Regions from separate parts of the Homo sapiens genome. Here region 2 is linked to region 1. A link is an interaction called in ENCODE POLR2A ChIA-PET data of the cell type or tissue named here. Cell type or tissue: PC-9. All regions are shown on one strand. Each heading gives the region's core, and the rest is flanking DNA. Links, peaks and the distances in the headings are about the cores only.

Evidence for each region. ChIA-PET counts read pairs that join two places held together with the same protein. Peaks named below come from ENCODE experiments on the same cell type or tissue, not always from the same donor. Only the 100,000 strongest peaks of a DNase experiment are listed, where the experiment ranks them.
Region 2: POLR2A ChIA-PET joins it to region 1 with 10 read pairs; 5 of 35 experiments call an interaction of 5 or more read pairs at or near these places.

Annotation. Positions count from the first base shown.
Region 1 is chr15:77,501,128-77,512,180 of GRCh38, reverse strand. It overlaps a transcript of HMG20A not described here. Among named protein-coding and RNA genes, the nearest start is that of HMG20A, 86 kb to the right of the region's middle. RefSeq lists enhancers at 748-1,722, 1,723-2,699, 3,676-4,652. In PC-9, for the core only: no CTCF peak of the experiment used is centred there; DNase peaks (open chromatin) are centred at 4,520 and 4,910; H3K27ac peaks cover 1,238 bases.
Region 2 is chr15:77,433,143-77,444,195 of GRCh38, reverse strand. All of the region lies in intron 1 of HMG20A (high mobility group 20A), which reads right to left. Among named protein-coding and RNA genes, the nearest start is that of HMG20A, 18 kb to the right of the region's middle. In PC-9, for the core only: no CTCF peak of the experiment used is centred there; no DNase peak of the experiment used is centred there.

The DNA.
Region 1 (11,053 bases), core at 3,875-6,374:
TCATATAGTATTTGTCCTTTTGTGACTGGCTTATTTCACATAACATAATGTCTTCAAGTTTTATCCAAGCTGTAGCATGTGTCAGAATTTCCTTCCTGTTTAAGACTGAGTAATATTCCACAGTATGGTTATACCACAGTTTGTTTATCCATTCATCTGTTGATGGGACACTTGGGCTGCTTCCACATTTTGGCTCTTGTGAATAATGCTGCTATAAACATGAGTGTACAGATATTTCTTCAAGTCCCTGCTTTCAATGCTTTTGGATGTATACCCAGAAGTGGACTTGCTGGATCATATGGTAATTCTACTTTTAATTTTTTGAGGATCTGCCATACGGTTTTCCACAGCAACTGCACTATTTTATATTCCTACCAACCCAGTGCCCAAGGGTTCCAATTTCTCACATCATCACCCATGCTTATTTTCTTTCTTTGATAGTAGCCATCCTAATGGGTGTGAGGCGGCATCTCATTATGGGTTTGCTTTACATTTCTCTAGTGATTAGCAATGGTGATCGTTTTTCATGTTCTTATCAGCCATTTGTATATCTTCTTTGGAGAAACGTCTATTGAAGTCCTTTTTAATTGGGTTGTTTCTTCTGTTGTTGGACACAGGAGTTCTTTATATATTCTGGATATTATCTTATGTGCTTTCGACATGTCCCCATCATTCTTTGAGCACTTTCTGTCTGAAACAACAAGATGTTTCAAGTGCTCTATTTCCCCTGCCCCAGCCCTGGAATCAGTCATTTCTCCAAGGAGCCCTGATTCCTTTCAGTGGCGAATGATTTGGGGGCAGATCTGGGCTGTAGATTTGCTCATTTATTTTGGGGGCTTGTTGCTCCCAGACCTTCTCAGTGTCCAGAGCCAAGGAATGTGTGTGTGTATTTGTGTGTGTGTATACACATATATTTATATTTATTTCTAGATCCATACATTAAAAATCATAAGTTCACATCAATACCTCTATTTCCAGTCCATCCTCATAGGATTCACTCAAACTTCTCCCCTTTCCATATTTTCAACTTCCTTCTCCAACAACAAGAAACCTGGCTCCCACTCTTCGCGCTATATTTATGTATTGCTCAATGCCCTTGCATGTAGCCAGTCTCCTGAATCCACGGGCTACTGCCCTCACTTGGCCACCTCCCTGCTCCCACTAACCCCTTCTGCTGCTTTCACGAAGTGTTGGGGGAAGGGAAGGAGGTCCTACAGAATTTTAAGGGAATTATTCAATTATTCAGGAAGGAAGGAAGCAAGCAAGTACAGGGCTGGATCTTGAAGAAGTTTGCAGATGGCCTCAGCGCATTTCCGCCCCAGGTAATTGGGCTGAAAGCTCAGGGACGTGCCTTTTAACAGCCCCATCTGCTCCAGTGTTTCTGGGAAGTTCCTGGGCCAGCCCCTGGCTCAGGGATGCCCACCAGACCATAATGAGCCAGTCTGCTCAGCCTCCACACTCCCAAGGACGGACTACTGCCGGAGCTGCTGGCAGCTGCTGGAGGCCACAGTGTTGCCCTGGGTCCACCCAGCACTTGAACCCTGACCAGAACCCTGAACCCAGCATGGTCAGGCAGGAGGCTGGGGCCTTGGGCCTCAGGGGGACCTGGCAAGGCCTACCCCAGGAGGTCAGGCTGGAAACTGGAGGAGACTCAACTCATGCAGAAGCTCTTAGCTGAGTACAGCTTCCTCTCCCCCAGTGCATTTAAGCTGCGCTTTACAAATACAAATGCCTTAGAGGTTTCCTTTTCATCCTGGCCCCTGGAATATGAAAGGTTTTGCTTGCTACTGTGGCTTCCACCACCACAGGGACACTGGAAGGGGGAGGAGTGTCTCTGTCCTAAAGAAGCCCTGGTTCAGGCCCACTGCCAGGTTTCAGTCATCATCCATGCGCAGCCAGGTAGCCCCTGTACCCAGCCTACCTCCCGAGGGTTGGGGGTGTGGGCAAGAGAGCTCACTGAGGCATGCTGTGTGCAGAGCCTTCCAGTGAGTGTTTGGAAGAATCCACCCTCAGGGAGCTCAAAGACTATCTAGGGTCACAAGCCCCACCAAGGGCAGGAGCAGCAGCCCCATACACCCGCAGATGCCCCTGTGGGGGGCTAGGAATGACAGAACAGCCACTCTGTGAGTGATGGAAACAGGAAAGGTAAGGATGATGGGAAACCCTGGTAGAAACCTTCCAGAAAGACAGGCCAGCCTTTCCAACATGATCTTGGATGCATTCAGGTTTTAGGGGCCTGAAACATATATAATTTGGGTAGTTTTTTTTTTTTTTTGAGGCGGAGTCTTGCTCTGTCGCCAGGCTGGAGCGCAGTGGTGCAATCTCTGCTCACTGCAGCCTCTGCCTCCCAGGTTCCAGCGATTCTCCTGACTCAGCCTCCCAGGTAGCTGGGATTACAGGCATGCACCACCATGCCTGGCTAATTTTCTGTATTTTTAGTAGAGACGGGGTTTCTCCATGTTGGCCAGGCTGGTCTCAAACTCCTGACCTCAGGTGATCTGCCCACTTCGGCCTCCCAAAGTGCTAGGATTACAGGCATCAGCCACTGTGCCCAGCCTGGATAGTTCTTTAAGACACACACACACACACACACACACACACACACACACACACACACACACACACGGCTGGGCACAGAGGCTCATGCCTGTATTCCCAGCACTTTGAGAGGCCGAGGCCAGGCAGATCACCTGAGATCAGGATTTCAAGATCAGCCTGAGCAACATGGTGTAATCCCATCCCTACAAAATATAAAAAAATTAGCTGGGCATGGTGGTATGCACCTATAGTCTTAGCTACTTGAGAAGCCGAGATGGGAGGATTGCTTGAGCCCAGAGAGATCGAGGCTGCAGTGAGCCATGACCACTGCCCTCCAGCCTGAGTGACGGAGCGAGACCCTGTCTCAAAAAAGAGAAAGAAAGAAAGATGAAAGAGAAAGGAAGGAAGGAAGGAAGGAAATGAAGGTGACTGCTCAGCTGGACTGCCATCCCTTGACTCCCAGCTGTCCTGGCAAGGCTTTCAGCTTCATGACAGTAGCATCAAGCAGAAGTTCACCACATTACAGCATTTGACAGTTTATGAAGCATGTCCATAGATGTGGTCATCTCCAAGAGCAGGCAGGGAAGCTGAAACTGCTGTGTCCCTACCTCTTACACAGGTCCTGGCAGATAAAAGGTTCACGATCCATCTTTGCTGAGTTAACAAAGGGGCCAAAGAGGCCATGGGAAGCAGCTCCTCCCTGCAGGGTTGGGCAGGGCCAGATGAAAACCTTTATTTCAGGGCCCTAAGCCTGAAAAAGGATCAAGTATCCCCCACTTACCATGTGCAAATCAAAATAAAGCTAGTCCTAAACCACAGAATAAGAGTCAGGAAGTCTTACAGCATTCTGGGGTTTCCCATTGAGTCTGCAATGATTTTTAAAAATGGATAATTTCTCCAAAACTTCTCATTTGGGGCGTGCCCTGCTTTGCTGGTGCCAAAGCATATACGTGGCCTGCCAAGTGACCCGTCCAGCCCTGGCTTGGTGCCACTACCTCTTAGGGACTTCAGTGTGGATTCCTGGGCACAAGGTCTCAGAGGTGCAGAAAGACCCTCACCCCAGGGGTGGGGTTCAGCAGGCCTGGATTTGAACAGGCCCCCACCACTGACCAGCCGCGTACACTTGGATCAGTCACTTAGTCTTTCCAAGCTTCAGCTTCCTTGTCTGAATGAATGGGCTCACACTCACTATTCATAGAGCTGAGCATGAGGGAAAATGAAATCTGACATGCAAAGGGCCTAGCACGGGATCTGGTGTACAGTGGGTGCTCAGGAAGCAACTATTACCTGCAAGAAGCAACGAAGGGAGTTGGCGGGTCCTTAGCTTCTGCTCTGACAGCAGAACCCGAGCAGCCATATGAGACAAGCAGGTGCTGAGTAGGCGGGAAGGGGCAGTGGCTGGACCTGGGAGTTGGGGTCTTTCCCACACCTGACTTAGCTGGACGGTTCAGGCTTAGTTCTCAGCCTAAGATGGGCCCTCTGTCCTAGGACCTCCCCGTCCCTCCTCCCAACCTCACTGAGCAGATTAGTCAGGAAGTGTGCACAATGTGCTCATTGTTATTAGAGGAAAACAAAAATAGCCTTGGCCTGGAGACTGTGTGCGTAGGGCTTGGGTGCAGCGGGCTACTTGCTTCTTTAGGGAGGCTTTTTTTCAAGGGAAGCTCAGACTCACAGAGGTGTGCTTGGGGTGGGCCCCCCCAAAGACAAGACCTCCCCAACCTGCCCCTCTCTTGCTCTCCAGACCTACGCTCAGCACCGCCCCCCCACAACATGCTTTCCATCCTCATGTCTCCTCCAACCCCCTATCTTTACCCACCCCTGTGCCTTCACTCCCAACAGTCAGCTGTCTCTGTTGGAGAATGGCCCTGAGCTGCCAGAACCACTCTGCCCGCACCTGTGAAGAACAGGAAATACCTGGACATTTTTGTGCTCCATTTGGGGAGGGCAAGGAAGTAAAACTGCCCCTGCCCGCTTGCCCCTGATTGGGGCACCTCTAAAGTGTCCCCACAGCTCCCTGGAGTATGAGACACGCAGCCCTTCGCGTGGCTTGGCTTGATGCCACACCCTGGCTTGGCTTCTTTCTCTTTGCTTGCGTCCCACTTCCTTGTCCCTCTACTGTCTTTCCCACTTAGATTTCTCCCTAAGAAATCATTTTCACATAAATCTAGACTCAGTTTTCCTCAGGGGAACCTCAGCTAAGATATTCTCCAACCTCAGGACCAGGCACAGCGGAGGGAGGCACCTGGAGAGACCTGTCCTTTGACTGCTTCTGGGAGGGGTGTGGGGGGTGTGTGTACATGCACCTGCCTACACTCTGCCTTTTACAGTGGGGAGCAGGGAAGAGGAAGGAAGAAGCCTGTATTACTCAGAGCCCTCCAGGGAAACAGAACCAACATGATGCACGGAGAGATTTGTTATAAGGAATTGGCTCACAGGATTATGGGGGCTGAGGAGTCCACACCCAGAAAAGCTGATGGTGTGAGTTCCAGTGTGAGTCTGGGAGCAGGAAGAGATTGACATCCCAGCTTGAAGACAGTCAGGCAGAGAGGAAATTCTTTCTTACTCAGGCGTTTATTCTGTTCGAACCTTCAACTGATTGGATGGAGCCCACCCACATGAAGGAGGGCCCTGTGCTTTACTCAGTCTACGGATTCAAGTGTTAATTTCATCCAGAAACAGGCATGGTGGCCTAGTCAAGTGGACACATAGCATGAACCACACCAGGGCTGCCCAGGCCTTTGCCTCTGCAGTGTGGTGTGGAGGCGCTGGCCGACCTTCCTTCTCTTCATCACATCCCCACTGGCATAAGGGGCACTGAAACGCCTACAAGGGCCATGGCTGGAATGCAAGGACATTTCCTGTTTCCACAGATGGCTCCCTCCAGGGTCTGGGAGCCTCTGCCTTTGGCTGGAACAGGTCACACCCATTCCGCAGGCGTGAAAACCGGAACGTGGGCTGGGCGCAGTGTGGCAGGCAGGAGTCTCAGAGGCGGAGCTCTGTCTTTTGGCGGCCCTGGCTCAAATCCTTGGCTTCCTTCCCAGAACCCCCACTTTGGGAGGAAGAGAAAAATAAATTGTGTTCTAGGTGCTCAGCAACAAAGGCAAAGTGGCTGAGCAGTGGTAATGAATAGCAAGAACAGGGAGTCAAGAGGGCAGCCGCACACTCCAGGTCTGTCTTGGTGCAGAGACAATAAACACAATCACCCTGCGGGGAGAACGCACTGCCTCCGGAGCAGGCAAGGGGCATCGGCGGCTTCATCGTGAACCAGCAACTGGTGGAGAGGGAGGGGAGTGCACAGGGGAGGACTGCCCATTAAAGACACCCTGATCCTAATGCGAGGCCCCGTGACCTTCTGAAACCTTCTCTAGCTTTTCCCAGAGACGGCTTGGCTGGGATCGGGGTGGGATATGGATGAGATCACTAGATAAAATAGAGGATGCCCAGTTAAAGTTGAACTTTTCATGGGACATACTTACTTATATTAAAAAATTATTTGTTGTTTATCTGAAATTCAAATTTAACTGGGTGTCCTGTATTAATTAATTAAAGGGTTTTTTTTTTTTTTTTTTGCTAACTCTACCAACCCTAGGTGGGGGGGTAGAAATCCTACATGGGAAAAGTGGTTGAAGAAACTCAGGTAGTTTATCCCAGCAGCTGGCAGACTCTGGGCACCGGCTCCCAATTCCAGAAGGGCTGTCCTGGGAGAGTTAGACTAGAAGATGGAATGGTTGCATTTTGAAATAGCAGCTACCTGGTCTGTTCAAGAAGAGAGTGGTATGGCAGAAGGAAGACACAGCTCAGGGCTGCAGATCTGGCTCTGCCATCTACTCCCGGGAGCCCCTGAGCTTGCACACCGGTGAATCACAGGTGTTCTGCATGGACATGCCCTCCGGCCCTGCAGCCCTGTAGCCCTGCAGCCCACATCAGCCTGGTTTATATCCTTGCATGCATCACATTTCTCTAGCTGGTGAACTGTGATAGGAGCAGCAGATCAAGGGCTCAGCTGCCTTTCCTCCTTCCTCCAGGCCCCAGGTTGCACTGTATTTCTTGAACATGCGGAGAAGCAGGTGCTGGCTGGTGAGGATGCAGAAGCCAGTGTGTCCTGCTGGTTCTCCTGCATGGGAGGCGTAGGGTGTGGGAGCAGAGAGGGTGAGGCAGAGCCCTATGATCAAGGCCATCGGGCTCAGCATGCTGTCCCTACACGACCTTGCCAGGGTCTTGCTCTGTCCAGCTGGGCATCTGGTGACTGGGCCATCCTGAGTCCCCTGACTGAAGAAGATGTCCTAGGAAAGATGTGTCTGAGCTGCATCAGCTCTGGGAAGCTGCCCAAGCTGAGGCTGAGGCCCTTTACCTCGAACCTGGAAATCTCTGCCTGCTTCAGCCTTGTCGATGAGGCAAAGCCTCAGAGTGGACGTCCCAACTCATGCATTGCTGGCCAGGACGTGCAGCCATCTGGAGCACAGGTCCAGGGCTGGAAGGGCACTTGTGGGCAGTCACTCCACTTCTTCCTCCTATTCACATGGGGGAAACCAAGGCCTCAAGAGAGGAAGGCGTTTGATCAAGGCCAGTCCAGGATTCTGTGTCCAAACAGGTGTTCACATCCCCTGTTCAGTGCTCAGGGGTCTGCCACATATGACCCCGAACCTCAGTGAGTCAACTAACATACACTGTGCCAGGCACCCCCAAGGACGCTAAAATCCCACAATAATACAGCAGACATGTCATGGCCCCTATTGCTTCATTGCCTCATAGACACAGGAGATGATGGAGCCTCAGAGTACTGTAGAAACTTATCTGAAGTTGGTGAGTGGCGGGGCCAGCACTGAAGCCCAGTTTCCCACCTGCAAGCTCACTGCCCTTTGCATCCCCCCATTTGTAACGCCCAGTTCTCTGCTGCCAACTTCCCCCAAGGCCTCACAGGCATCTCCAACAGAAGCCCATCTTTCAGCGCTGCCCCTCCAGCGGTCCTCCAGTGCTGCCCCTTGCTGCAGGCCCTCCTTCCACCCCAGGACTGCTGGTATTTGCATAGCTCTCTATAGTGTACAAAGCTTTCCCCAGTACATTATGTCAGGTTGATTTCCCCAACGGAAACTCCAGCCCCAGCGGGGAGCACCTGCTTCTCTTGGGCAATTACCCTTGAGAGGCCAGAAGGCGCACCCCGCGCAAAGGGTTCCTTACAAAATGTCAGACTGTTCCAAGCAAACAGAAATGGGCCCTGAGCCAGCTCAGCTGTGGCAGGGAGAACTCTAGGAATTAAGGCCTCCCAGACTGCAGCTTGGTACTCTGTCTCCTTACAAGCCTCATCCCACTTCTCAGCACCTGCAAGGAAGAACGCCCTGCTCATTAGCCACTCTGGGAGCGGCAGACAAAGAGCCCAGCTGCCTTTCCTCCTTCCTCTGGACCCCAGGTTGCCACTAGGCTAGGTGTGGGGTCCCTTGATTTCCTCTTGTTCCCACAGGGCTCCCCACTTATGCAGACATCTATCTATGCCTGCCCCAGAAGGCCTCGGCTGAGGACTCTTGGTCAGCAAAGGCAGGACTTTGTTTCTCTTTTACTAAAGATATTTTTTTCCCTATCAAATCTCCTCCAGATCCCCAGGCACTCATATGCCCAGAGTAGAGGTGCTTTTTGCAAAATTCTGGCTCAGCATAGAGGACACTGGACTTTGAGTCCAAAGACCTAAATTTAAGTCCCCGCTGTGCTGCTTTTGAGCTGTGTGTACAGCTGCCATGTGCAGCTGTACAGGTTGTGCACTACCTCGCTATTCAAAGTGGGATCCAGAGACCGGGAGCATACATATCACAGGCGAGCTTGTTAGAAATACAGACTCTTGGGCCCTACCCCAGAGTGACTGAATCAAAATCTGTTTTAACGAGATCCTCTGGTGATTTAAAGACCCAAGTTGGAGAATCGCTGGTGTATTACGATCCGAGGGAGCACCACTGACCAGGGTGTGAGCAGCACCCCTAGAATCGTGTGACATGCTCTCCTGCTCGGGCAAATCACTTCTCCTCTTTGGGTCTCATTTTCTGGGTCTGCCAAGTGGGAATATAATGCCTCTCCCCTAGGGTGGCTGCACTGCTTACATAAGGAATAAGCATCAGAGAGCATCTCCTGAGGAGAGGGCTCAAGTGGGGTCAGCTAGGGTTGACAAGCTTGCCTCTTTCAGGAGGTAAGCTTGGGAATTTTCACCACCCTGAGGGCTTACAGGAAAAACAGGATCCTCAGGTTTTGGAGCTGGAAAGGATTTGAGGGACTCCTTTGATTGAGCAGACATTCAACTTTCAGTCAACAATTTTACAGATGATGAAACTGAGGAAGGACAGGTGAAATAGCAAAACTGATGGTTTTGATACCAGATTTTGCTATCAGTGACTGAGCTGGGACTGGAGTCCAGCCCAGTTCCATCTCACTGCCCCCTCTCCCCATAAGCTCTAGCAGTTGTGTAAAGTTGTTCTTGCAACTTATCTATCTATGCTTTGTCTTCAGCACTTCATGGGGATGAACTGGAGGGAGGCTGGATAGAAGTTGCATCTTCCTTAAAAAAGAATACCTAAGCAAATAAGTAGATGGCTGTTTTTCAGAGTTAAATAGGGGATTGTCAGGAAAGATGAAACCACTCAGAAAGGAGTACATCAACACTGATTTTTTTGTTGTTCGTTTTGCTTTTGTTTTTGCGACAGGGCTTCACTCTGTTGCCTAGCCTGGAGTCCAGTGGGATCCTAGCTCACTGCAACCTTGAACTCCTGGGCTCAAATGATCCTCCCACCTCAGCTTCCTGAGTAGCTGGGACTCCAGGGGCATGCCATCACGCCTGGCTAATTTTTTTTTATTTTTTGTAGAGACAGGGTCTCACTATGTTGCCCATGCTGGTCTCAAACTCCTGGCCTCAAGTGATCCTCTTGCCTTGGCCTCTCGAAGTGCTGGGATTACAGGTATAAGCCATTGAACCTGGCCTTTAACACCTACTTTCTAAGCACTTATGATATTGCTAAGCATTGTGCTGGGCCCTGCTATACAAGATGAACAGATACCATCTCTGTCGTCATGTGGCTCCCAATCTGGACAGGACATGTGACATACACCAGAAACTAATAGTCATCTAAGGCCTTGGGTGGTAAGTCCACCAACTTTACGTGTTAGCAGAGGGATTTGGAGAAGGACGAGAAACCACTGAATGGAGGAGACAAGGAAGATTCTAGAAGATGCTGGATTGGCAAGGGGTAAAGAGAGGTAGGATTTAGATAGAGAGGAGCAGAGATCAGTGTGTGCCAAACTAGAAGTTTGCAAGGTGTGTTTAGGGAACAAGGGACTGGCTTAGAGCAGGGCTTGGCAAATTTTTTCAGTATAAGGCCAGATAGTAAATATTTTAGGCTTTGTAGGTTATAAGTCTGTTCCAACGACTCAGCTCTGCCTTTGTAGCTAGAAAGCAGAGACAGATAATAAGTAAATAAACCAGCATGGCCGTATTTCATACAACTTTATTTATAGACACTGATATTTGAATTTTATGTAATTTTCATGTGTCACCAAATATTCTTCTTTTGATTTTTTTCAACTACTTAAAAATATAAAAAATTATTCTTTGCCTACAGGCGGTAGAGAAACATATGGGCCAGATTTGGCTCATGGACCATACTTCACCCATTTCTGATCTAGGGGCGAGATGAAAGCTGGGCCTGGAAAGGGATGCTGGGGCCAGATCATGCCAGGCATTGAATACATGGTTAAGGCATCTGGTGTTTCTCCAAGGTTAAGTCAGAGGTAGGAATGCATGATATTCAGATATCCCCAGATTTGCCCCCTCTTCTAAGGCACCTTCCCTCCTAGAGAGTGGCTCCCAACATCCCAAGAAGGGGATCCTTCGTTATGTTGCCTTTTAGTGAACAGAGAAAGACTGAAGGAGGAAGGGTCTGGGGGTACACCTGGGAGTCAATTGTTAGGCTTTCAAGCCCAAAGTACCTAAGGATGATCTAAGTGAGATGTCAAATAGCTGTCACATATCTGAATCTAGAGCTGAGAGCTGAAGATAGTGGTCCTGCTTTAAATGATGGGAATAGACAAGTCTCTTCAGGAAGGAATGTAGAGGGAAGAGAATGCAACCCAGGTCGGAGCTCTGAGGTTCTCTACTTCCAGGGCTCAGATGGAGTCCCAAGAGAGCCTGAGAGGCAAAAGAAAGCAGGAGACTGTGATGGCAGAAGCCGAGGGAGAGGAGTCACTTAAAAGAAGGGAGGAAATCATGCCCAGTGCTGCTGCAACTTTTGGAGGCTGAGGACAAGAGAGTGTTCTGGTAATGAGGAGATCTCTCAAGAAGTTGCCAGGAGCAACTTCAATGGGGTGGTGGGTGTGGAAATCAGAGAGAGTGGAGGTGATGCAAACAAGTCTTCAGAGACATTCTAACCTTTGCAAGACAGATGAAATGAAGCATTAGTCATAGGGAAGGATGCAGGACTGAACTAAACTCAACAGACTTACTACTGAGTGCTTACTTTGTCCCAGGCACAGTGCCAGGTTT
Region 2 (11,053 bases), core at 7,683-10,182, 72 kb after region 1:
TAAAATGGGGCTAAAACTTATTCTATTTACCTCAAAGGGCTACCGTGAGGATCAAATATTTCTTTACAAGCTCTGCATACAATAAAAGAATGTGAAAGCTATTTTAAAAATTATATTACAAAGTTATCAATGAAACATTTATGAGAAAGTATATGGATTATAAGTATATTAAAAGAATAGATACAGGTCGGGCATGTTGGCTCACACTTGTAATCCCAACACTTTGGGAGGCTGAGGCAGGTGAATTGCTTGATCTTAGGAATTTGAGACCAGCCGGGGCAACATGGCGAAACCCCATCTCTACCAAAAATACAAAAATTATCTGGGCATGGGGGCACGCGCCTGTGATCCCAGCTAGTAGGGAGGCTGGGCTGAGGTGGGAAGATTGCTGGAGCCCAGGAAGTTGAGGCTGCAGTGAGCCATTATCGTGCCACTGCACTCCAGCCTAGGTGACACAGTGAGACCCTGTCGTAATAATAATAATAATAAATAAATACATAAGAAAAAAGATTGGAAGGAAATACATCAAAATATTCAAAGTATTGGGAAGCAGAGATGGGTGGATCACTTGAGGTCAGGAGTTCAAGACGAGCCTGGCCAACATGGTGAAACCCTGTCTCTACTGAAAATACAAAAATTAGCCAGGCATGGTGGTGGGCGCCTGTAATCCCAGCTACTCCAGAGGCTGAGGCAGGAGAATAGCTTGAACCCAGGAGGTGGATGTTGCAGTGAGGTGAGATCGTGCCACTGCACTCCAGTCTGGGTGACAGAGTGAGACCCTAACTTAATAATAATAATAATAATAATAATAATAATCATCATCATCATCATCATCATCATCATAAAAAATAGATATATAAGAACAAAGATTGGAAGGAAACACATCAAAATGTTCAAAGTGTTGGGAGGCCGAGGTGGGCAGATCACTTAAAGTCAGGAGTTCAAAACCAGCCTGGACAACATGGTGAAACCCTGTCTCTACTAAAAATACAAAAATTAGCCCGGTATGGTGGCAGGAGCCTATAATCCCAGCTACTCTGGAGGCTGAGGAAGGAGAATCGCTTAAACCTGGGAGGTGGAGGTTGCAGTGATGAGGGATCACACCACTGCACTCCAGCCTGGGTTACAGAGCGAGATTCTGTCTCAAAAAAAAAAAAAAAAAAAAAAAGTTCAAAGTAGTTATGTCAGGGTGGTGAAATTATGAATAATTACTTTCCAATCTTTGTTTTAAACTCAACCTTCAGCAGTATGGTTTTGTTACTTTAAAGAAAGAGGAAAAGTGCCATCAAGGATCACAGATGTTTTAAAATTAAATTTTAATTTCACATGCAATACTTAGTTTCTTTTTTGTAAAAAAAATATGGCTACACGTAGAGCTAAAATTCCCTTTTTGCCAGACTCTCCATACTCCCCTTTCCAGAAAAACACCATTAGAAGGATTTCTAAGTCCAGCCTGAGTGACAGAGCAAGACTCCATCTCAAAAACAAACAAACAAGGAGTTTCTAGCTTATTGCTGAAAGATGCCTTAAAGATAGTTGCTAATGATATATTCTTTCTCTCTCTCATCAGAATTAGGACTATAGGGCAGAGAAGAGTACGCATGTCTAGCAGGGAGAGTAAGGGCACAATTTATAAACCTCATGCTTTATATTAAAAATTCCCTTAAATTCTGCAGTCAGTTTTATAAAGCAGTATTTATTTTAACACAAGAATTAATGTTTTAAATTGCACGAGGCCAGGACAAGGATCATGTAGCCTCAAAACAGTATTTCCCCATGAGTGCAATAACACACAGCACAGATTCAGTTCATTTTCTTGACAGATAACTGACATATTTTGATACTGAGGGGAAAAAAGTGTTGTGACTTCCTTATTGAATATCTCCACTATATAGCAATATATTGAGAAGTTCTAACTCAATTTATGTCCTATTAACTTTCCAGATAAGTTACATGAAAATACACTGAAATTATCAAACAAGAATACCATTTAATTATGGGAAAACAGACCAGGAAAATGAGCTCAGCATTTCCTTAAGAGGTTTAACTCTGAAAATTACAATATATCTGAGGTTGTTATATGTACATTCTTATGTCACTGGCAGGAAAAGTAACAAGCTTTTGGTAAGTTGTTGTTTTACTTCTTGCCAATATACCTTAAGATAAACCTAAAATGTAATGTGTTTGATTCATCTCTAATTCCACTGGCATCTCTGTGCCTTCAGAAATTGGACTCTAAATTGCCTTACACGAAAAAGAAAAGTTATTGGTACTCTCAAGCTCATCATTACAATATTTTTCCACAGAAGCTTCTCTGGAGGCATTTATTCTTACTAGAAACTCTGTCCAAATATTTAATTTGGCCCTGGGTGTTTAGTAACATTAGAATATTTAAAAGACAAAGTTGATAAATTACAATCAAGATGTAGTAATGTGAGCTATGAGGGAAAAAAAGCTTAACTGTGATTTCTACAACAAATTCACTCAAAATTTGGAGACAAAAAGCATCTCAAATATTTGATAAAGGATGATATGCTGCATAAACTACAAGGAGACAACCTGAGGCAGTAGGAAGAGCTCTGAATCGAAGTCAGGAAATCTGACTTTGAGTTCAGGATATACTACCAACTAACTGGTTTCTGGGATCACTAAATGACTCTGGCTCAAGTTTTTTCACCTGTTCATGAAGAACAAAATCAACTTCAAATTTGTTTAGCTGTCAGACTACATAGAATACTGAGAAACAGTATATTTAATTATATGAACTAGAAACACTAACAAACTAGCAGAAAATAGGAATATATTAAAAATTCAATATAAAATCACAACCATAAACATATATGTACACAAACAAACACAGAGTTCTCTAAGCATGGTATGCACTTCTGAATTCTGTTCATATTTATTTGCTATCTGGGAGGGAGTCTCAGTTTATACTGAGGGCTCTGGAGTCAGACTGCCTAGATTCCAATCTCATCTTTTACGTATTAGCTGTGGAACTTGGGCAAGCTAGTCAAAAGCTCCAAACCAAGGTTTTCTTATCCTATAAATGAGAAGAGTAATAGTACATACTATATAGAAGTTATCTCAAGAAGTAATCTGTGTAAATAAAGCAGGTAGTATGGTGTCATCATATAGTAAGAGCCTAATAACAATAATGATAGCAATAATTGCAGCAAGAATTTATTGCTTACTAAGTACCAGGCACTATTTTAAGAGCTATACGTGTATGATACCACTTAATCCACACATCTGCCGTATCAAGTAGATATTATCATTAGCACCTATTTTATAGTGAACAAACTGATCCACAGAGGGGTTAAGTAACTTACAAATGTTTACTGTGATAGTCACTATGGCTATTCAAAAATATTTAGATCTCCTTTCAGAAACATAAGAGGAAACTTCCTCACTGCCTCAGAGAAGACACAAGGACCATGTAACTCATGGGCAATGAAAGTGAGTGACATATGATTCTTCTGGGCAGAAAATCTGAGTCTATAAGCAATTTGCCATGTTTCCTTCCCCTGAATACAGTGACTGTGGAAGTATATATTATAATGTAGTTTACATCCGCCTGGTTGTCTAAGTGACCACAAATAGCATAGCCCCATGTTGACTCACTTTGGACAAATAGCATAAGTGAGAAAAGAAAGCCACTGAGATTTTGTGGTTGTTTATTACCACAGCAATATAAATAGCAATAACCTAGCCTATCCTAACTGACACCTTCTCAGTTAATAAATTTCAGATTTAAGTAACATCATTATCTACTTATTTATAGTTAATACCCAAGGTTTCAAAATAAATTATGGGAGAAAACAGTACATTTCTATCCATTTACTTCTTTTTGTGTGTGTAAACCAACAAAAGTTCACTATTATCTAGTTTAATACCACAATTTAAGAATTGTTGGTCTAAATGTCTTCATGATCTTAGGCTAGGCAAAGATTTCTTAAAGAGGACAAAGCACTAACCACATTAGAGAAAAGTGACAAATTGGAGTTCACTATAGTTAAGAATGTCTGTTCATCAGAAGATCATGTTAAAGGAGTAAAAAGGCAAGCCACAGACTGGGAAATTATATTTGTAATACATATATTCCCTAAAGACTCATATTTAGAATATACGAAGAACTCCTAAATATCACTAAGATTAAAAATAAATGACCCATTTTTTTAAAAAAGGGGGCTAAATACAAAGCAAGCACTTCATAAAGAGACTATCCAAATGATCAATAGCTATAGAAAAAGAGACAGTATTATATACCCACCAGAATGGCTAAAATAAAAAAAAATGACAATACACAGTGGTAGCAAGGATGGAGAGGAACTGAAATTCTCTGACGGTGCTACTGGGAATCTAAATGGGGACAATCATTTTGGAAAACTATTTAGCAATATCTGTTAAAATACACCTATCCTATGAACCAGCAACTCCATTCCTAGTAATATATCATAGAGAAATGAGTGTATATAACCAACAGAAGACATGTATGCGAATGTTCATAGCAGCTTTTTAAATAATAGCCTCAAAGTGGAACCAACCCATGTGTCCATCAACAGTAGCATGGATATGTTATGATATAGTCCTACAATGAAATCAGTGGAATACTATACAGATTGAACTACTGCTACATGCAACATGGATGAATTTCATAGATATAATGATGAGCCAAGAAGCCAGACCCACGAGAATAAATATTCTATGAATATATTTATATGAAGCTCAATAACAAGTAAAACAACCGTATAGTGACAGAAATCAGAATAGTGGTTATCTCTCGTGGGGAGAGAGAAGGTAATGACTGAAGAGCCTCCTAGAGTGACGAAAATATTCACAGGCACATATATATCTATGTAAAAATTCATTGATTTTTGTACTTTACTGTATGTACCACAGTTTTAAAAAGTAAAAGAAAAAAAGCAGCATTGGTTAAGATGAGAATTCCAAGATTAGAAGGTCCCACAAAGATCACTGAGTCCAATCATACAACCAAGGCTCAGCCCCCAACCTGAAAGCCTCTCTTGGGAATGTCTACTTCCACTTCTCAATAGCTCTGACAATTGTAAAGTTATTCTTTATAATGAACTCCAAACCTACGGACGGGCGTGGTGACTCACGCCTGTAATCCCAGCACTTTGGGAGGCTGAGGCAGGTGGATCACGAGGTAAGGAGATCGAGACTATCCTGGCTAACACGGTGATACCCCGTCTCTACTAAAAAAATACAAAAAAATTAGCCGGGCGTGGTGACAGGTGCCTGCAGTCCCAGCTACTCGGGAGGCTGAGGCAGGAGAATGGTGTGAACCAGGGAGGCGGAGCTTGCAGTGAGCCGAGATCACGCCACTGCACTCCAGCCTGGGTGACAGAGGAGACTCCGTCTCAAAAAAAAAAGAAACTTGAAAACATTTTCTCTTGAAATGAAATTTATCTGGTTTAAAATTGGTAGTAAACAGGCATTTTTTCAAGGGTTTTGGGAAATGCTAGTAGCCTGAAAGCTGTTTCAAATTGTTGTGCTTATAATTTTCTACCAAACGTACAATTAAGCATCTTATTGTATTAAAACCAGCTTCAAAAACAATAATTAAAAACTACATCTAAGATGGAGAAAGCAAACCCAAGCTATATAAGAAAATGCAGAGTATCTTGTAATATCAAATCATAATAGATGTGTATAACCTATAAAACACGTGAATACATTAATATTGTGAAATATGGTCATTTTTTGCTTTATTCTGATTATTCTGATTAAAAGACATGTCATATACTTACTGTGGTTGCATTATGGCATATTTATGTGACTAAAATAGTTAATAATATTTACAAACAATATTGTAAATCTCAGGAGTAACCAAATGCGATTAGACTAACTTTTCTTTGTAGGGCCCTTATGTATTTTTTTAAAATTGCAGTTTGGCTGGGTCCAGTCGCTCACACCTGTAATCCCAGCTCTTTGGGAGGCCAAGGTGGGAGGATCGCTTGAGCCCAGGAGTTTGAGACCAGCCTGGGCAACATAGCCAGATCCTGTCTCTAAAAAAAAAAAAAAAAAAAAAAAATTAAAACTAAAAACCTAGCTTGGTGTGGTGGTATGAGCTTGCAGTCCAAGCTACTTGGGAGGCTGAGGCGGGAGGATCACTTTTGCCTAGGAGTTCAAGGCTGCAGTGAGTTATCATGCCACTGCACTCCAGCTTGGGCCACAGAGCCAGATCTTGTCTCAAAAAAACGAACAAAATTGCAGTTCTAGAAAAGAAGACAAAGTTATTTAGTCAAGACTGCTATTGAGAACTCTCTATCTTTACTTTTAAAGAGTTTCAACTTAGGGCTGCGCACAGTGGCTCACACATGTAATCCCAACACTTTGGGAGGCCGAGGCAGGGAGATCATCTGAGGTCAGGAGTTCAAGACCAGCCTGGCCAACATGGTGAAACCCCATCTCTACTAGAAAAATACAAACATTAGTCAGGTGTGGTGGCGCATGCCTGTAATCCCAGCTACTCAGGAGGCTGAGGCAGGAGAATCGCTTGAACCCAGGAGGCAGAGGTTGCTGTGAGCTGAGATCACGCCACCGCACTCCAGCCTGGGCAACAAGAGTGAAACTCCGTCTCAAAAAACAAAAAAAAAGTTTCAATCTAAAAAATGTGGGTAGGTGTATTCCTCTGTGGGGGCTTAAATAAAATCTGCACACACTGCCAATTTAGCTTAGCACTGAGAAGACTAATCATCAAAAACTTCAAAAACATCAAAAACCAGAGGAAACAAGCAACTCCTTCATGCTCTCAGGGCACAGCACACACCTATGAAGTACTTCCCGACCTATAGTTTACCTAGGATGGCATGATCTATTTTCTTATTCATTACATATTTTCAGTAATATGTACCAGGTACATGGTTAAGATACCAGCAATACAATGGTGAACAAATTGTCTCTGCCCTCATGAAAAACTACAGTTGGAGATGAAAGACGTTCAGCAAATATACCAATAAATAAACTTTAAATTTGTTTAAAATGCTCTGAAGGAAAAGAACAGAAAGCTATAGAATAACAGGGGAGACTTCATTTAGACAGGGGACCTCTTTGAAGAAGGAACACATAACCTGAGAGCTAAATGTTAAGTAGGCACATTGCATACTGAGGAATTAGCTTATTAGGACCCAGAGGTGAGAGAGAACTTGATGCTTTGGAGGAAGTGAAAGGCGGCTTGTGGCTGGAGAAAAATGAGCCAGAGAGGAAAGCAACAAAGACAGGTAGACAGGAACCAAATCCAGAACAGATCTGGGGCCATGTCAGAAATCCGGGTTTTCCCCAAAGTATAAGAGTAAACCTCTGAGGAATTTTAAGGAGAAATTTTAAGGAGGGGCATGATGTGACATTTATGCTTTCTAAAAGTTCATTCTGACTTCTGTGTAAAGAATAGATGTGTAAGAATGGATCTAGAGGCCAGGTGTGGTGGCTCACACCTGAATCCCAGCACTTTGGGAGGCTGAGGCAGGTGGATTACTTGAGATTGGGAGTTTGAGACAAGCCTGGCCAACATGGTGAGATCCAGTCTCTACTAAAAATACAAAAATTAGCTGGGCATGGTGGTGCACACCCATGGCCCCAGCTACTTGGGAGGCTGAGGCAGGAGAATTGCTTGAACCTGGGAGGCAGAGGATTCAATGAGCCGAGAACATGCCACTGCACTCCAGCCTGGGCAACAGAGTGAGACTCTCCATCTTGGGGGAGGGAAAAAAAAAAAAGAAAATGGATCTATAAAGATCAGTAGGGAAGTAGTTACTGCAATAGTCCACCAGTCCACCATAGCATGACAGTGGCTTAGAAAAGGATAACAACAGTGGAGATGTAGCAAAGAGGGTGGATCTGAGATATATTTAGGAGGTAGAATCAATAGAATCTTGCAGTGGTCTGGATAGGGGGGTGTGTAAGTGTGTGTGTTGAACGGGTAAGGGGATTAGTAAGAGGTCTCAAGAATGAGCCCAAGATTTTTAACGAAGAAATTAGTAGACTGAGTTGTCATTTATGGAGATAAGGAATACTCGAGATGTAGAAGTAGAAAAAGTATTAAGATTAGACATGTTCATTTTAAGATGCCTTTGAGATAAAATATCAAGTTGTACTCTGTATACAGAACAAAAGTCTGAGATGGAGACAGGAGTTTAGGAGTTTCCAGCAAGTATAGTAGATAGTATTTTAAAGCATGAATGTATGATATAACCTCAGGAGAGATAATAGGTTAAAAGGAGTTAGAATTGTGTTCTGAGGAACTCAACAGTTAGAAGATGAGTAGAGGAGGAACTGCAAAAAGGACATGAACAGAGGTAGGCAGAGAGCCAGGAATGCGTGGTGTCAGACTATCTCAAGAAAAAAAAAAAAGATGCACCTACATGTTACTGAGGTTAAATGAGAATGTAAAAGATGCCCAAGTTTTTTGACAACATGGAAGTTATTAGTAACCTAGTAGAGCCCTTTTGATGGAATGGTGGGGTAGAAGCATACCACCTACATGGTTTGTGTATAGGGAATGTAGAGAAAAATAATACAGTCCTTCAAGTCATTGAGGGAGTGGAGGGTTTAAGTAAACTTAAAGTACAAAACAAATGGCTGGGTGCAGTGGCTCACACCTGTAATCCTAGCATTTTGGGAGGCCGAGGCGGGCGGATCACTTGAGGTCAGGTGTTTGAGAGCAGCCTGGCCAACATGGTGAAACCCCATCTCTACTTAAAAAAAATACAATAAAAGAATTTAGCCAGGCATGGTGGCACGCATCTGTAGTCCCAGCAACTTGGGAGGCTGAGGCAGAAGAACTGCTTGAGCCCAGTAGGCGGAGGCTGCAGTGAGCCAAGATCGCGCCACAGCACTCCAGCCTGGGTGACAGAGAAGACTGTCTCCAAAATAAATAGACTATAAAACAAAAATTATGCAAATTTTAAGTGTACAGCTTGACAACTTTTCATAGACTGTATCACCTGTAGCCTTATCAGAATAAACAGAATATTACAACAAGCAGAAATCCCCTACCTTATGCCCCTTCCCATTCACTATCCCTGTAAAAGTAATTACTATGACTTCTAAGATTTGTTCTGCTTGTTTCTGAACTTTATTCATATACTATGTAATTATTTGTACTTACATGCACTTATCTGGCTTCTTTTGCTCGATATTATGCTTGGTGATCATCCATGTAGATACAAGAAACATTTGTTTACCCATTCTATTTCGATGGACATTTGGGCTATTAAGAATGATGCTACTATGAACATTCTTGTCCATTTGTGTCTTTTGGTGAACATATAAATTTCTGTTGGGTGTATACCTAGGAACAGCTGGGTCAGAGGGTGTATGATCACCTTTGGAATATACGGCCAAATTGTTTTCCAAAATGGCTGTAAAAATACACACACCTACCAGAAACATATGAGTTTCAGTGTCTTCACATCATCAATACTTGATATTCTCAATCTTTTTAATTTTAGCCATTTCAGTGGGGATGTAGTGAGAGGCCTCAAGATACTGAGAGGTCCCAAGTATCTCACTGTGGCTTTAATTTGCACTTATTTAATGTAAATAAAATAGCTGGGTGCATATTGGCCTTTGGATAGTTTCTTTTGTGGAGTGCCTATTGAAGTATTTTGTCCTTTTCAAAATTTGATTATTTGTTTTTTCCTATTTATCTGTAAGAGCTCTACAAGTCCCTTGTTGAATACATGTATTACAAATATGTATTCTCACTCTGTGACTAGTGTTTTCACTCTCATAATGTCTTTTGAAGATAAGTTTTTAATTTCATAAACTCCAATTTCATGAGTTTATGAAGTTTTTAATTTCATAAACTCCAATTTCATGAGTTTATGAAGTTTTTAATTTCATAAACTCCTTCCTTTTCGGATCATTACCTACTCCAAGATCATAAAGGTGTTTTCCAGTTTCTCCCTAAATTTTTCTTTCACATTTAGCTCTATAATCCAACTAGACCTGATTTTTGTATATGTTGTGAGGTAAGGGTTCAAGATTCATTCCCTGCCCCTTCCACACAAAACCAGGCACCATTCAATGAAAAATCCATCCCTCCCCTACTGTGGTGGATGCTACTGTTGTCATAAATTGATTACATACATATGGGATTGTTTCTGGGCTCTCAATTATGTTCCACAGATCTGTCTATCCTTGCGCCATTACCACATTGTAATTACTGTAGCTTTATAATAAATCCTGTTATCTGATAAAGTCTTACAACTTTGTTCTTCAAGTTTGTCTTGACTACTTAGTCCTTTTCATGTCTATGTGAATTTTAGAATCAACTTGTAAGTCCCTCCTTCCATCATGTACACAAATCACCTGAGATTTTATTAGGATTCCATTTAATCTATAGAGCAATTTGGAGAGAAATGATATCTTTACAATACCAAGTCTTCCAATCTATGACTACCTATTATATCTTGTTTCTCTCTATGTTTTATAGTTTTCTGTGTAAAGATCTTACAAGACTTAAATTTGATTTGTTTGATTCTATTGTAAATGGCATTTTAAAAATTTCACTTTCTAACTGTTGGTTGCTCGTGTAAGTTTGCTTATTAATTCTAATAGTTTGTCTATAGATTCTTTTAGAGTTCCTATATTCCCAAGTAACACATTTAGGTTCACGAAAGAGATTGCTCTGTAAATATCTTCTCTCAAAATATCACTGCCAGCTCTTGGCATTAAGGCTTAGATGATCTCATAAAACGACTTGTATTCTATTGAAGAGTTTGAGTAACACTGGGGTTATTTCTTCTTTAAATATTTGTAAGAATTCACCAGTGAAGTCAGGTAGACCTGGTTTTCTTTGAAGAAATTTTTTTTTTTTTTTTTTTTTTTAGAGACAGGGTCTCTAACATCCAGGCTGGAGTGCAGTGGCACAATCACAGCCCACTGTAACCTCGAACTCCTAGCCTAAACCGATCCTCCTACCTCCCGAGTAGCTAGGACTATAGGTGCACGCTATCATGCCCGGTTAATTTTTAAAATGTTCTTGTAGAGACAGGGTCTTGAACTCCTGGACTTAAATGATTCT